Linked DNA regions of Mus musculus: region 2 is linked to region 1. The links are chromatin loops, found by intact Hi-C in ENCODE. Cell type or tissue: heart. All regions are shown on one strand. Links, peaks and the distances in the headings refer to the core of each region. The heading gives the core; the rest is flanking DNA. Region 1 overlaps Gm33669 (a long non-coding RNA gene). Region 2 has its middle 16 kb from the start of Gm33725.

Region 1 (8,329 bases), core at 93-8,092:
CTCTTTGGGCACTGTACGCACATGCTGCACACACACACACACACACACACACACACACACACACACACACAAGCAAAAACTCACTGTGGTGGTTTGAGTAAGAAGTCCTGTAAGTCTTGGGTACATGGACACTGAAGAAAGTATGTCTCTTGGTTTCAGAAGACGCAAAATCATTGCAAGTACTCTCTCTGTTTTCTCTGTCTGCTGCCTTCTCCCTCCTCTCTGCTGTCACAGACTCTGATCCTCTGGAACTGCAACCTAAATTAAATCCTTCTTTCTGTAAGTTGTCCTGCAATAGGAAATGGGGAAGTAACTAATATACTAATATACATAAAATAAAGATAAATAAAATAAAAAAACATTATATAATATTTATAGCACTATAATAATGATAATAAGTGTTATGTAAAAATATTTTTCAAAGAAATAACTGTTGTTTCGTTATTTTGTTTTGTTTAAAAAGGGAGCAATTTGGATGCACACATACAAAGGGAAGGTCATGTGGCAAGAAGGTGGCCAGAGGAGCCAAGGAGGTGCCTCAGAGGGAAACAACCCTGTTGATCTTGGACTCCAGCCTCTGGGACCATGTCCCCTTTCTCCAGACAGTGGTCCTCTGTCATAGCAGTCCTAGGAACCTCAAAGAGATACCTGAGTGTGGGACTGGCTCCGCCTTCTCCTTCCTGGTCCCTGCCTTCCTCTGCTTACAGGTGTGATGGCAGCACACCAATGGAGAACAACTTTGGGACAAAGCCTCCAGTTACCTTGCACTTCATGGACACTTTGGCTCATCTAAGCAATGGGCTCCGTGGGACCCCAGCCACATACGATAGACTAAAGAGGTTGTTGTCCTAACAGCCATGTGGGGACATTTGGCCCCTGGATGTAAATGTTCCTCGGTAGCCATGGGATTGTCAGATATTCTGGCTGAAGACCAGAGACAGAGCAGCATTGAAGAGAGGACACATGACTGGTGAGAAGGGGGCTCTCTGGCTTTGAGTGTCTGTCTGTGCTCTCAGGACAAATAAGCTGTACATCACTATCAAAAGACCACCGTCTGGAGCTGAAGAGAGGGCTCAGTGGTTAAGAACACTTGCTGTTCTTGCAGAGGACCAGAGTTCTGCTCTCAGTACCCACACTGAGTAGCTTGTAATGCTGATGCCCTTTTTTGACCTCAGATGGTCTCATTCTCTCTCCATCTCCCCTTCCCTCTCACACACATACTCTAAATAAAAGAAGGAGCAGATGTGGTGGTGTACACCTGTAATTCCAGCACTCGGGAGGCAGAGGCAGGTGGCTATGAGTTTGAAGATAGCCTGGGGCACAGAGTGAGTTCCAGTCCAGGGAGCTAAGGCTACACAGTGAACCCCTGTCTCAAAAACAAAAACAAAAACAAAACAAACAAGCAAACAAACAAAAAAAACCCCAAACCAAACCAAAACAACAACAACATCAAAATAACAACAACAAAAACAGCAAAGCAAACAATAAGTAGAAGACTATTTCTCTCCCTGAGCCCAGCAATCAGCACACAGCAGATCACTAGATACCCAGGCCTCCTAAGATCAAAGAGAGGATCCTAGCTCCAGCAAAAGATTATCTGGCAGGCTAGGAAGAAGTTTACTTAGCGGAGGTGGAGGATACTTTGATATGCCATTCTCAAGACCCAGGCTGGGCATCAGGAACTCTGGGCACAGGAGCAGAGAGGCTTTGCTGAATGCCCTTGGGTGACCTTGAACTTCTGATCTTCCTGCCTCCACTTCCCGAGTGCTAGGATTAAAGGTGTGTTCCACCATGTCCTGTCTTCTTGAGGTTTGGGATCAAACTCAGAGTTTCTAACATGCTAGGGACACACTCTATGAGCGGAAATGTATATACCCAGCTTGGTTTTTTTTTTTTTTTTTGGCAGACTGTCCATTGTGTCCTGGCCTCAAAACAAAGACAAGGCCAGAGCAGAGCGCACTGTTGTGTGGACTCCACTCAGGCCCATAGTAGGCTGACAGGGAGGTGATGCATGTCCAGGTTAACCCTGAGCAAGCAGGGTGCTTGGAGGGCAAAAATGTCACCATCACATCTGTCCTGCCACTAAGTGGCAAGGTGGACCCCAGAGCCAGAGGAAGTAGGACAAATGTCTCCTGCCTCCTGCTGCAGCCCTGTCCTAAGTCTGAGGCCACTGTTTGCTGCTGAATTTCTCTAGTGTCCAGGAGAGTGAGCGAAGAGGGACAGTGTCAGAAGGGACTGAGAGCTCTTGGGTAAGTGACATGTTGGACCCAAGGCAGAGAGCTAGAGGCCCAGGGCTGACATTGGCACCTAGGGAAGTCAGTGGCTCTTCTGCCAGCTCACTTTCACTGTGAGCTTTGCCTGGGAGTCCACCCAAGTTGCACGTAACTCCTAAGCACAGATGCCTCCACTCAAGCCATCTGTAGCCATGAGCCACAAGAGCTGAGACTACACATGAGCCACCTTGTCAACTGGGGATACAGGGCCCCTCAGTCCTCCCCTGTTACTGGGAGAGCCAGTCTAGAGGACATGGAGATGGCCTTCGCCCTCAGAGCCCACCGTGTTAGGCCATTGCTAGCTGGTGGACCCAAAGGCCTTAAGCAGTGGGCTATGAGATGGTCTCTAGGCCCAGTCCCACCATGGGCCTATCAGAGGGGAGACACCTGTCCAGGTGCAAAGATAATGAATGCTTGGTCCTCTGGCTTCCTTTGGTGAGCCTAGACTTTTGGGTAAAGCTCTGTGTGAATGCTGTAGGCTGACTCCTGCAGTTCAGCATATTCCACTACGTGGAACATGCTAGGAAGAAACAAAAACACCTACTCAGCTAGTGACTGAAGCCTCCATTCTGATTGGTTCCCCTGATGGCTACCATGGGTATAGAGGATGGCAGATCCACACTTCAGTTCTGCAGTGCCTTCAACACACTGCTCTGTCTCCCTGGTCTTCATTTTTGTGGCTCACTAATGCTCAGGATCTGCCCTTGGCTGTCTTCGGCTCTCAGATGTCTGTTTCTACCTCCCAGGGTATCTTCCTGCTTTCTATCTCCGGTGTTCCTCTCCCCGTGCTCAATGGCTAGCCATGCTCCTAGCCCTGAGACCTCTCTTCTACCCCAAACTGCAGGCATGTACAAAGAAAGGGCTCCTGCTTTGACCCTACCTGCCGCTTCGCTCACAGCACGCACTTCACATTTCCAGCATAATCTTGACCAGTAAAACATCTGACTGTAGAAGTTGGCCGGCCTGTAGGGCCCATCTAGAATCTGGACACTCCGGGGCTCCCCTCACCACAGCGACAACAGTGTATGGAGTCTTCCTTCATAGTCTCTGCATACTTTCTCCAGCTTTAAAGTCTCATTTTTTCCTTAGCAAATCCTCGGGTTTGGAGCCCGTGTCCACCCATCAACATGCATGGCTGTGCGCTGTGCCCAAGTGTGAGAAGAGAAGGAACAGACATTAGCCAGCAGAGGGCGCTGCCTAACAGCCAGGAGACGCGCTGCCTAGAGCTACCGCTGGGAGGCGCCCGAGCACTGCAGCTTGGATAGCCCCGGCCAGCTGGGTGACACTCTTAGAGACAATGAGAGGGACAAGCAGAGGAACACTGGTTTCTCCCCCATCACTTTTGATGCCTGCCTAGGTCTATCCTGGCATTGTGTCTTGACTTTCAAGCTAGCCTGGCCTAATCGCAGGCCCAGACCCAACATCTGCTCTCAGTGCAGCTCACCAGGCACCGAAAAGCCAGAACTGATGTGGAAGGTGGGAATGACTTCCTGGGGTGCTGAGCAAACAGGATCTCTGCTTTCCTCCAGAGATGAGATGGGGACAAGGCTCATTCTGGTCAGAAGGAGGCAGAAGAAAATGGTCACATTGTAGCTCCCTCCTCTCCCGGGAGGAAGGCTCAGCATTTAATCCAGCTGTAGGTACTGAAAAAAACGTCTTTCAAAGGAGCTCCCAAGGGGCTGGTGAGATGGCTCAGTGGGTAAGAGCACCCGGCTGCTCTTCCGAAGGTCTGAAGTTCAAATCCCAGCAACCACATGGTGGCTTACAACCATCTGTAACAAGATCTGACGCCCTCTGAAGACAGCTACAGTGTACTTACATATAATAAATAAATCTAAAAAAAAAAAAAAAAAAAAAAAAAGGAGCTCCCAAGGTCCTTGGAAGCTCGGGGGAAGATCACATACCTATGATGGTCAATTTTGAGAGTCAAATTGACTGGATTGTGGCGTGTCCTGATCATTTGGGCAAGTGTTATTCTGGGTGTGTCCCTGGGGCTGAAGTGCCATGTCAAAGTGGCTGTGAGAGAACAGAACTTGGCCCCAAGTCTCACCACAAGGGACTGGCCCTTTCTCAGTTGCCCCACGCCCTTCGGGAGCACTTCCGGGAATGCGCTGCACCTCTAATCACAGGTGCCTCTATAAAATCTTCACTTTTTCCTGCTTCCCACTCTCTCTTTAGGGATTCCTACAGGAACCCTTTGCCTAGGCATGGCCTAAACAATGGTACTTTGGTTTTAAGTGCCGAGGAGGAAGGTGGTTGCAAGCAGGTCTGGTAAAGTCAAGCGTCAAGTCTGCTGGCTCAGTCTAACTTTCCTCTCCTGTTGCAAAGTGGATGCAGTGGCTCTGAGAATTAAATACATGTCATCAAGAAAGAGAACTGAAGACTGAGTGAGGTTTGGGCAAAGCGCTTTTCCACATTGATCTTCCTCTTATGTTGGAGGAAAAAGTCTTTGCTGAACGTTTCCAAAACATGTCCCATTTCATCTCACTGTCCAGAAAGAGCCACGAGGACCCCTCAGAACAAATCTGGATCTACATTCTTGAGATCAAAGGGATTCAGCTGAGACCTGAGCAAGTCAGGATCATAGCAGCGGAGGAAGGGGCGGAGGTGAGGAGGGAACACATTGTTCAGGCATCTTATGGTCTCTGTCTCCTCCAGCTGCTGGCCCCAGGATGATGGGCAAGTGAGGAACTCAGACTTCCACCTGGGCCTCCCGGAGCCTCAAAAAGCTTTCAGCAGACAGGGATGTTTTGGTCATACAGTGCTCTGGCTACTGTAAGAGGAGGGCAGTAAACTGGGTGGGGTGGGGTGGGGTGGGGTGTTGGGTGTGTGTGTGAGGTGACTGGACGGGGTGGGCTCATCATGAGGACCCTTTAGAGGCAGAGCCATAGCTTGCTTATCTCTGGACAGGTGAAGCAAACCCAAGAGATGCTGAGAAATGGAGTCTAGGGTGACAGTGGAAAAGGATGGGAAGGTGGCAGGGCCACACTGAACTTGAGGCACCTTGGGTATATGCAATCTTGTGTTGGCATGTCTCAAGGAGGAGAGAGGAGGGGCTTGAACTTGGGCCTGCAGTCTGGGGGGGGGGCTTCACAGGATATAAGTCTGTGGGTACAGGTGCAGCCACGCCTCCTCTCAGCTTTAATTTCACAGCAGCCTGTACTTTCACATTCCCCCACACCCCCGCCTCCCCCTAAACTGTTGCTCCCTGTAGAGGAACCATTGCTTCTTGAGGACTACCTGTCTATTCTTGGAACTCAGCTCAGATTCCTGTGATGGACCCGTTGCTTCTAGGCTATCCACATGACCTCATCTGCTTCTGGATGGGTCGTGCAATGGCCTTTTCAGATACTGCTGCTATAGCTGTACAGTTAGGGTTAGGGTTAGAGGATAGACGGCCCAGAGGCTCATGGGTATCAACCCTTGGCCCCCAGTTAGTGCTGGTTGTTTTGAGAAGTTGTGGAACCTTCAGGAAGTAGGGCCTTACTGGAAGAAGTGGACCACTGTAAGGCAGGCCTTATGGGTTATAATTCTGGTGGGGCGTTTCAATTTTAAGGTTTGTGTTGGTCAGGGTTCTCTAGAGTAACAATTTATAGAATGAATCTACACACACACTCACACACACAGACTTAATAGAATGGCTTACAGGCTGTGTTCCATCAATGGCTGCCTATGAGCAGAAGGTTCACCAGAATTCCAAAATAGGCTCTGATGCCAGTGAAGGAATGAACTTGCTAGTGAGGTTGAGAGCAAGCAGGCAGGGAGGAGAAAGTAACCTTCTATGTCTTTTATATAGGCTGCCAGCAGAAGGTATGTCCCAGATTAAAGGTGAATCTTCCCACTTCAAGTGATTTAAGCAAAATGACTCTCACAGGTGTGCCCAGTCATTTGGCTTTTAGTTAATTCCAGATGCGGTCAAGTTGATAACCAAGAATGGCCGTCATAGCGTTTGGATGCCTTTCCTGCATGTTGTTGTACATATTTATGGCTCCCTGGAACTGGAGTTATAGATGGTTGTGAGCCACTCTGTGGGTGGCTAGAACTGAACCTCTGATCCCTGACAAGAACAAAAAAGTGCTCTTAAGCCCTGAGCCATCACTCCAACACAGGGACTGCTTTTAAAAGGCAGCCATAAAGGCTCTGCTTCCCTGCCCACAATTTTAGGCAAAGAGATGAAAAATGACAAGAAGCCCATGACCCGTGAACATAATTCTTCTTTCTGAGTGTTAAGGTTCTGGTGTGTAACTGTGTTTACCATGGAAAGAGGCCTTCCCACAGAGCTCTCCACTTGGGCAAAATGATGTCTTCAGGCTTATTCCGTTATTTACCAATGTGCTGGACCCAGATCAAGGCTGAAGGCATCACATCCATCCTTTCCTTTGCCCAAGGTGCAGGGTGGGGCGAGGTGAAGGGCAGGCTCTGCTGAGGTTGAAGTGTTCCAGCTAGAGCTGATGGTGCTCTGGATTCTGAGCCTATAGTGAGGCTCCAGCACTCACCTTACCGTTAGTCTATGCAGATTCTCGAGATGATCCCACTGCGCTTCCCACCCTCCTGGCCTCTTCCTAACATGGAGGCAAGTCAGTGCCCATTAACAGGCTGCAGGAAAGGATGGTGGGATTGTCCCACTAGTTACTCAATAAAGACAAAGGCTTCAAGGGGGACGGCGTCTCACATTCAGTCCTTTGCTGCTCAAATCCATGTTAGATATTAATAAATACAACACTGGAGGGTGGATTAGGGACTGAGTTCTCATGTATACATACATATCTGACCAGAGATTGTGTGTGTGTGTGTGTGTGTGCACATATTTCCATTCTGTTAAAACCTGTCATGCCTTTAATCCCATCACTTGGGAGGCAGAGGCCGGAAGATTTCTGAGTTCAAGGTCAGCCTAGTCTACAGAGTGAGTTCCAGGACAGCCAGGGCTACACAAGAGAAACCCTGTCTCAAAACCAAACAACCAAAAATCTGTCACAAAGGTTAATTTCCACTTTGTGCTTAAAAACCTTGGATTATTATGAAGGGCAGAATCACCTCCCTAACCCAAGAACTTGTGAAACAGTGGACAGTGGCTCTCAACCTGTGGGTTGTGACCTCTCTGGAGTAGAATGACCCTTTCACAAGGGGTCACCTAAGACCATCAGAAAACACAGATATTTACATTATGATTCATACAGTAGCAAAACTAGTTAAGAAGCAGCAATGAGGGGCTGGAGAGATGGCTCCTTAAGAGCATTAACTGCTCTTCCAGAGATCCTGAGTTCAATTTCCAGCTACTACATGGTGGCTCACAACCATCTGTAATAGGATTCAATGTCCTCTTCTGGTGGTGTGTCTCAAGACAGCTACACTGTGCTCACATACATAAAATAAAAAAATTTTTTTCTTGGTTTTTGAGACAGGGTTTCTCTGTGTAGCCCTGGATGTCCTGGAGCTCACTCTGTAGACCAGGCTGGCCTCAAACTCAGAAATCCACATGCCTCTGCCTTCCGAGTGCTGGGACTAAAGGCGTGCGCCACCACGCCCGGCTCAAACAAATCTTTTTAAAGTAGCAGCAGCAATGAAAATGTTGTGGTTGTGGGCCAACACAACATGAGGGCCTGTATTAAAGGACCACAGAATTAGGAAGGTTGAGAACCACGGTTATAGAATACCTTTCAGAGGAAAAAAAAAGTGGCCTCATCTCCTTGCTGGGTTGGGAGCTTTATAGAGTCTACCCCATGAGAATGGAGAAACTACTCCATAGTCCTGCATGCTGCTGTGTGACAACTTAAAATGCAATCCATTTAAAAACGAATCAAATATAAACATCTCGAGAGGGGCAGGGAGTCCTGTCTTGTAAGTATCCATTTGGTAGGTGTAGTCATGAATGAAAGGTGCTTCTCATTTACATTCCAGGGAAACAAAGAACACGGTTTGTGGTGTGCTCGGGTTTGGATCTCTGGATGTTTGCTGGATTGATGCCAGGCTCACAACAGGAGGCTCACAGTCCCCTCTGATATCCTCCCAGGTGGCTACCGCCATAGTGTGTACATAGAGGAGGTGCCTGCTGAAGT
Region 2 (8,329 bases), core at 268-8,267, 250 kb after region 1:
AAACTTGTCTGTCCTGGCCACCCATTCCCACCAACCTTCCACAGTGTCAAGTCCTGAAGGCAGGCACTTCATCCTGCTGTGTCCTCAGGGCCTGGCCCATGGTAAGTGCTTTGTAAAAGTGCCTATTAAATGGATGCATGTGACCAGTGGCCAGCGTCTCACTCAGCCTTTCTCCCTTGAAGCACTTAGAGGAGGACGCTCCGGGGCTGGTCCGAGGACTTAGCATGTAAAGGTGAAGCCGGATGCTCTCAGTTCAGCCCCTAGAACCAGTGTGGTGGAAGAAAAGAACCAACCACCACACAAACGCTCACATACCAATAAAGAAAATGCTTATTCAAAAAAGGTATGCTTACCCTCCAGGACTTAATACAGCAACCCCACTTGGTGGTTGTGTGTGTACATGTGTGCGTGCATGTGTGTATGTGTGCATGTGTGTGTGCTAGTGTTCTTTAGTAAGCTCTTACAAGGTGTTCCCTGCGCTGTCTCAGTATTTTCAGCCTCAGTGGCAGACACCATCTCCTACGACGACGACAACATGAGTAGGTGTGCTGAGGCTTTAAGAAAAGCCATTGGCCGAGAGGCCCCACTTAGAACCCAGGGTTTGAGGGCAGCACAGGACGGTGTCCTTCCAGCCCACATCATCTCCCTTTCTAGTGGGTCACTGCCTCTGAAGCCCACAGTTAATGAGCAGTTAAAACATGTCACTCTGAGAGTCTGGCAACTGAAGCTGGGAACCAGCCGTGATGGCAGACTGAGCAAAGAACCCTGAAAGCCAAAGCCCAAGCTGCGCGAGACTCCCCCTGCTCAGGCTCTGTCGATGGTGGGCAGCAGAGGCGGTGGCGGCGGCGACAGAGGCGGCGGCGGCGGCAGCAGGGAAGCAGAGGTAGCAGAGGAGGAGGAGGCTGCGGCAGCGATGACGGTGAAGTTCAGAGGAATGTGCAACTTCCTAGACAGCTCTCAGAAGAAACTAGGCCTTGGGTCATTGCCCCACCCGCCCTGCAGGCTCCCTCTAAGTAGCTGTTTCCTGGGAACAGTCTCCTCACACCGCATTGGCTCCTGTGGGATATTTATAAGCGACATCAGAATCACGGGTGTTTTTTTCAGATAGCTGGCTTGCAGATGATGATGGTCATACCGAACTTGCTCAGCCTCGAGAAGCCAGGATGGTGGCCAGGCTCCAGTGACCTTCTAACTGGGCGGGAACTTCTTGAGTTCCCATGTGAAGGGCAGGCAGATGCCGTCAGCACCTACTCACAGATGCAGACCTTGAACCTGAGATGTGTAGCCTTACAGACTCCAACCCTCTCTTCATTCAGCTGGGGACCCTAAGGGAGTCCCCCATCTGTTAGCCAGTAGCCCCTAGAATCGAGTGTCAGGTTGCCCTGAAGATTAATGGCCCTAAAGTGCCCCCAGATGAACTCCATAAAGGATGGTGTCGTCACTGAGGGGAAAATGGAAGCCCTTACATTCAGCTCCATAATGCCCTGGGGATAGAGGAAATGAACCCAAAGATTCTATCCATCAGCCTGTGCGACCTCTGCCTCTGGCTTGCCCACACATGTCATCTGAGTGTATTTATGTCACCTTATTAGAGACTACAGCACGAACTGTATTCTTTTAAATCTGCCCTTTAAAAGCTAACGGGTCAGAGAATGAATCGTCTGTAGCAATAAAGCGGTAATATATGATGACTCGGGGAGCAGGCAGATGGCGAAAGACGGCTCTTGTCAGTCCTGGGCTCAGAATGCCGCGTGGGGCTGCCCCTGACCAGAGGACTCAGGAAGATTTGGGGATTGGGAGCGTGTATCCTGGTTGACCTAGGTGAGGTGACAGAACACAGAAAGCAGATCCACGAATCCATGTCAGGTTGCTGTCTATCAGCTTAAACTCCTGCTTCAGGGGATCCAGCGCCCTCTTCTGACCTCCATGAGCACTGCACCAAAATGCACAAACACACAACCCCCCACACATACACATAAATGAAAAATAATATACAACATTTTGTTTGTTTTTGTCTTGTTTTTCGAGACAGGGTTTCTCTGTGTAGCCCTGGCTGTCCTGGAACTCACTTTGTAGACCAGGCTGGCCTTGAACTCAGAAATCTGCCTGCCTCTGCCTCCTGAGTGCTGGGATTAAAGGCGTGCGCCACCACGCCCGGCTAATATACAATATTTTAACAAATGTGGTTGTGAAACTAGAGAGAAGGCTCAGGAGTAACACTTGCCGCTCTCTCAGAGGACCAGGGTTTTATTTCTAGCACCCACATGACAGCTCACGGCCATCCATAACTCCAGTTCCAAGGAGCTCACAATCCCTCTTCTGGGCTCTGAGGGCAGCAAGCACTCATACAATGTCCTTACATATATCAGGTAAAAAACTCATATACATTAAAATCTTTTAAAATGTGATTGTAGTGTCTCCTGCTCTGTCTGGCCAAATCCTATTCATCTGTATTTTCTACAGACTTGAATTGCCACTCTCTTCCCACTAGGTTGTTGGGGTCTGGATTTGTAAAGCTGTATCAAACTGTGTGTGTGTGTGTGTGTGTGTGTGTGCAAATACACTGTGCATCTGCACACATGTGCATGCTTGATTGAGTGTGTGTACTTGATCTTTCATGTTGGAGTCAGAATTGGGAAAATAAAAGATGGTGGGAAGGGGGACCCACCCCATCTCTCATCTCTGGGAGGGTTGGGCTCACTGCTAATCAAGCAGCCCCCTGGGGTGGGGGGAACTGTGGTATCTGAGCTGCCACCATGGTCCCTTAGTGCCAGCACTTCAATTCATGGCTGAAGCATTCTACACACAATCACCCCAGCATAGAGGAAGACTGGCCATGCAAACGTGTACAGGCTGCCTTTCGGAGCCATCCACTCCACCTCCCAAGGGCTGCTTCAAGCCTTCTCCAGCAGCCTCTGCTGCCAGGTTCCAGTGTTGGGATGTCCTCAAAGAGCTTGTTTCCCTGGGCTGAAAGTATCTCTCTCTCTATTCTGATGTTTGTCGAAGAAAGAGGTAGAAGAGACTGTGGACAGGCTCAGTCTGACGGTCACTGGGAATGAGTGGCGTCATTGTTGTGAAAGATGGCGTATGCTTTCGCTTGTGAACTCCCCTTCTTGTGGTAGACTGGCCACACCTGTCATTTGTGGCTGCCATGTGTGTCCAAACCATTTGCACATGTGCTCACAGTTCCCCTCTGGTTCTGGGTGCTGAGCCTTGGGGGTCAGGGAGGGGTCCTGGCTCATGTTCCCGCTAGACCTACTATTCCTATGGACTGGAGGGTCCCTGCGAGAAGGAGACTTGGGTGACAGTGTCCCTGTGAATCCCTATTTCTGGAGACACGGCAGGTCCCTTGCCCATGTCGGTGAAGCTGTATGTAACCTGGGCCTTATGCCTTTGAGGACATTTGTGACCTTGCTGGTGCCCCACCTGCCCACCTGCTTCTCCAGTGGCTGGCGACCCGTGTGTCTCACTCCCAAGAGAAACCAACTTTGCAGAAGCACACAGGCTCCAAGGTGCAGGAACTGCCTTGACTCAGTCTGAGACAGATCTTGCCCAAGCTGAGAAAGAGGTTGGCCCAGGCAGTATTGCCTTTCCCCAGTCAAAGTCCAGGCTGGGCGATTAGGACCGTGGGCTGGGCTATGCTGATCCCACTGGCCAGGCTGGCTGGGGAAATTAGCATAGCCCACCTGGCAAGGGCAGGGCAGGCATCCAGCCACCCTGAGGCGTGGGGCACCCGAAAGTCTCAGGGAGAACAGGAGCCACTGAGCTGGAGAGAGGGAGAGGTGAGCTGGGTTCGTGGCTGTAACGGTGCTGGAAGACCGGTGCAGCTTGACCCCAACCTTGGCTCGCTTACAAAATGATAGATCAGCGGCCAGAAAGCTATTCTGGAGTCAGAAAAGATCAGGAAGGGGCCTCCTTCTAAGTAACTTCTGGCTAAACAGGGTGACCATCCCTTAGCCATTTTCCACTCGAGCCCTCTGAGGCAGAAGCCTCCTACGGATCCAGCTACCGCCCTTGGCATTGGCATAAGCCAGGTGACTGCTCCAAATGAGCTGCTCCCTCAAGGCTCTGAGTTGCAGATTGGGGCCCCGGGTGGGGCTCAGAACACACTTATATCGCCACCTAGTGGGTACAGCAGGAACTGCAGCCCATCCTCACTCTAGACAGGGTTCCCAGAGCAACCCAAGACACAGCCATGAGATACTGGACTTAAGTAAAACAACAACAACAGAAACAAATGAGGCTCTGGGAGGTGAATTTTCCAAAACTAGCTGCCAGGCGGCAGAGCCAGACTGGAAAACTGCTCCTAACACTGGACAATGTTGCTTTTCCTACTTCCTACTACGAAGGAGGGTAGATGTCTTTCTGAGCTACAATCACACACCACTACCTTCCATATGGAAGCCGTTGTTCATGCATTTGTTTATGGCTTACCAAGGTATGCAAGGCACTGTGGTGGTCCCCATGGATACAAGGAAGGTAAGAATTCTTCCCCAGGGAGCCACTGAAGAGGCAGACAATAAACCAGTAAGCGAGCACACACAACTTCAGTCCTGGAGAGAGAACATTGGGTGTTGGGGAATCTCACTTAGATCTGTGAAGGAGAGCCAAGCTGATCCCTAAAGGTCACAGGGTCACTGTGCTCAAATTTGGGGGAGAGGAACATTTGGTGAGGAAGCTCAGAAGTGTGGAGACCTCAGAGTGGGTGATGTGCCATTCCCCAGAACAATAGGGTGAGGAGCTGGAAGGGAGGAGTGTGCTCATGCAGACCCTAGAGGAAGCGAGGGCTGGGATTCCCAGTAACAGGACACTGGGGGGACGACACAGGGGACTCATCTGGCTTGCGTGTCTTCTAGGAACTCCACAGGGGCAGGAAGGATGGGGTACAGTGGGGCCAGGTTGGCCAGAGAGACTCCGGGATAGACATGACCGTGGGTCGGAGACTTTCAGAACGCAGTAAAGCAACGTATTTGCCAGGGATTCTCTGTGCCCTCTGAGTTTGTATCTGGGCCGGCGCCTGCTGGCTTCCACTGCTAAGGCAGAAAGCCAGAGCTGCAAGGATCGTAGTCCTGGATGATAAATGATGCTCACTGGCTGTGACTTCAATCCCTTTCATACTGGGTCCCTGAGCCACCACAGAAGAAGTCAATGACTGCCATGTTGTGAGGAAACACCAGGAACACGTAGCAGCCATTCTAGTCCACAGTCCCAACTGGAGCCCTCTCCGGATCTCCGCTTCTGGCCGTCTCATCAGTCACCCTAGCCCTCGAGGCTAGCGCACAGAGGCAGTGGGCTCAGTGGCCCGTGTGTCACCGTGCCTGTGCCCTCTCTAGCTGCCAAGTCCGCGCTCTGTGCTTCCTCCTTTCTCTCCCCAGGTTCCTTTCTCCCCACGGAGACAGTACCAAGGCCCGAATGGCCTCCTCTAGAACACCTCTCTGACGCACCCTCTCTTCCCAATACGTGCCATCAATACCTTAGAGGAATGGGTCGTGTGTCACAAACATTGTGGGATGTTTACCACCTGGACAGTGGGGCAGATCCTGGGAGCAGACCAGGATGTCAGAGCAAACACTTTCTCGGAGAGGCGAACGAGAGGAGCAGGAGAACAGCACAAGGTTGGGAATCACACCAAAACAAACAGCTGGGTGAATAAACCCCTTCTCTACCCTCCAAGAGCAACTCGCTTGAGGATTGATTTGATCATCAAGGCCAGAGGTGGCACGGTGGTATGCCAGCCTCTATCACTCAGAGCTTCAGCCTGTTAACTCAGCTAAACCCCCGACAGTGCCAAGAGATAGGAATTGTTATTGTTAGCACCATTGTCGTTGTCGTCGTCGTCGTCATCGTCGTCGTCATCATCACTCTGCGCCACTGCCACCACCATCATCACCACCATCATTTTTACAGCAAGAGGAATGTGAATCATGGAGGGATTACATAAATAAATAAAATTAATTAAATAAAGTCCTGAGTTCCCACAGGACAGAACCTTGACAATTTTTTTTTAAAGCTCTGGTATCAGCTATTGAACTTTTAAATATCCCATGTAATAACTGAAAGATTCTGTCACTGAAATGGAAAAGATTGTATGAGAGACCAACGTGGCTCTGTCAGCCAGGTTCGCTGATATAAAATACCTGAACTGGATCAACTTGTAAGGCAGGGCAGTCTGTTTATGCTCCTTGTTTCAGAGAGCACAGAACATCACGGTGGGAGCATGCAACTGCGGAAACAGCTCAGCTCACCGGGTCTGGGAGGGCAGGACTTGGGAGGTGGAGGCAAGAGGACCTTGAGTTTGAGGGTAGCCTGAGGACGAACTTACACCCCCGTCTCAAACAACCCAAACCACCAAGCAAAAAACCTAAAACCCCAACCATGACATCGCCTCCCCCTTCTTCACCTCTACCGCTATCCACAGCACCCGCACAGAGCTCCATCACAACACGACCACGCCTTTCGGAAAACACCACGCTCTTTCAGGTTGACTAAACCTGGGTGAGTGAGATTCCGGCTCTACCACTCTTAGTTTTCTGATCCAAGATAGGTTGACTTGTGGAGAGTTCTCTGCGCTTACGATGTACAGGTCGTCTAATCTTTGGGGGACTTGGGTTCCCTCCAATGCAGGGAAGGAAATGGATTCAAAGACACAGAGTTTTATTGCTTTGTGACTTAGTAGGACTCACTGCAGGCAGGCAGGTCCAGGATCTCTCTTCCCATTGGCGCATTCTATTTGGAGCCAGGATCTCTCTTCCCATTGGCACATTCTATTTGGAGCCAGGATCTCTCTTCCCATTGGTGCATTCTATTTGGATCCAGGATCTCTCTTCCCATTGGTGCATTCTATTTGGAGCCAGGATCTCTCTTCCCATTGGTGCATTCTATTTGGAGCCAGGATCTCTCTTCCCATTGGCGCATTCTATTTGGATCCAGGGAAGGAAAGAACACGGATCTTGACTTGGTGCCAGTTCCATTTTCAGCCAAACTTCAAGCGTAGGCGGGTCAGGTGCATAGTTGTTCCTTGCTTTGGCGCCGCCTGCTGGAGACAGAGACAAAGTCGCTTAAGGCCCAGGAGTTACATTATGTTGTGGACAGACATCCAAACCCCTCTACAGTCAGCTATTGCTGTCAGTGGGGGCTCTGGAAAGGTTGAAGCTCTAGCTTCATCATTTACCATCACTCTGAGGCCGGTGGAAAGGAAATCACCTCTCTTTGCCTCTGTGTAGCTGTAAGCTTTGGATTGGCTTGGTTCTCACTCCTTGAGTTGTTCAAAGGTCTGAGATATGTTAGCTGAGCACTTACGGTGCCTGGGAAACAGTGAATGCAGTGCATTATGGGAGCAAGTGGTGGAGCTAAGCTGTTCCCCTCATGCAAGCCAGGGTCCCAACATCCTCATTTTCCCACTGGCCAAGGTTCCTTCCACAATGCTGTACCTCCCGTAGGTTGTACCACTTCCGACAGTACCACGGGACAATGCTCTACCTTCTGAGGTCAAAGCTTTCAAACAAAGACGTGGCCATTGTGGGGGACATAGAAGATCCAAACTACAGCACACTCCAACTAAAAGGAGAGCACCGTTTCTCCCTCTGAGCTGTTTTAGCTCTCATGGTTACTGACCACATTCTGGCTAGGCTCCTGCTTCTCACTGCCTGACATTTCCCCTGAAGCATGCTTCCCCAATTTTAACAGGATGCAGCCCCCCCCCCACACTGCTGCTTCCAAGAAGACAGTTCCTGACACTTATCCTTTTTAGGGCACACTCAAAAACCCTTTGACTACAGCATTATTTCTTCTCTAATTTATTCCCAACTATATGTTACATATTAACTTGTTGATTCCTCCTTCTCCTCCTTCTTCTACTTTTTTGGTTTTTTGAGACAGGGTTTCTCTGTGTTGCCCTGGCTGTCCTGGAACTCACTTTGTAGACCAGGCTGGCCTCGAACTCAGAAATCTGCCTGTCTCTGCCTCCCAAGTACTGGGATTAAAGGCGCGCGCCACCACCGCCTGGCTAGAGATGCAGTTTTTTTGTTTTTGTTTTGTTTTTTATCTGATGGGAATCAGAGACAGAAGAGCAGGTCCTTGGTGCTCTCTGGGCCTTGATTCTTTTCAGCTCAGAGGTGGGGCCAGGTGCTCCAGCAGTGAGTCGGTGTCTTGTCGAAAGGGAGCTGGCCCCTTGGTTTCCAGAAAGGTCCACTCAGGCTTCAAAGGCAGGATGTGAGGAAATGCCTTGTTTTCAAGTTGAATATGAACCCAGCACATACGAATTCTGATCTCTTGGGAGGACCTCTTTGTGACTGAGAATCAGGCTCTCAGTGACTGTCCTCTGAGGGTC

Evidence for each region. A loop is a pair of places that touch in the nucleus more often than their neighbours do. Peaks named below come from ENCODE experiments on the same cell type or tissue, not always from the same donor. Only the 100,000 strongest peaks of a DNase experiment are listed, where the experiment ranks them.
Region 2: it touches region 1 in a loop (6-fold over the local background); 12 of 42 quality-filtered maps call a loop at or near these places.

What each region holds. Positions count from the first base shown.
Region 1 is chr1:181,885,503-181,893,831 of GRCm38, forward strand. It overlaps Gm33669 (a long non-coding RNA gene), which reads left to right. Exons shown (of 4, transcript XR_865801.2): 4 at 464-1,209. Among named protein-coding and RNA genes, the nearest start is that of Gm33669, 11 kb to the left of the region's middle. In heart, for the core only: no CTCF peak of the experiment used is centred there; a DNase peak (open chromatin) is centred at 3,489.
Region 2 is chr1:182,136,467-182,144,795 of GRCm38, forward strand. No RefSeq gene overlaps it. Among named protein-coding and RNA genes, the nearest start is that of Gm33725, 16 kb to the left of the region's middle. In heart, for the core only: CTCF peaks have their summits at 1,948 (motif pointing left) and 7,038 (motif pointing left); a DNase peak (open chromatin) is centred at 4,125; H3K4me3 peaks cover 446 bases; H3K27me3 peaks cover 2,295 bases.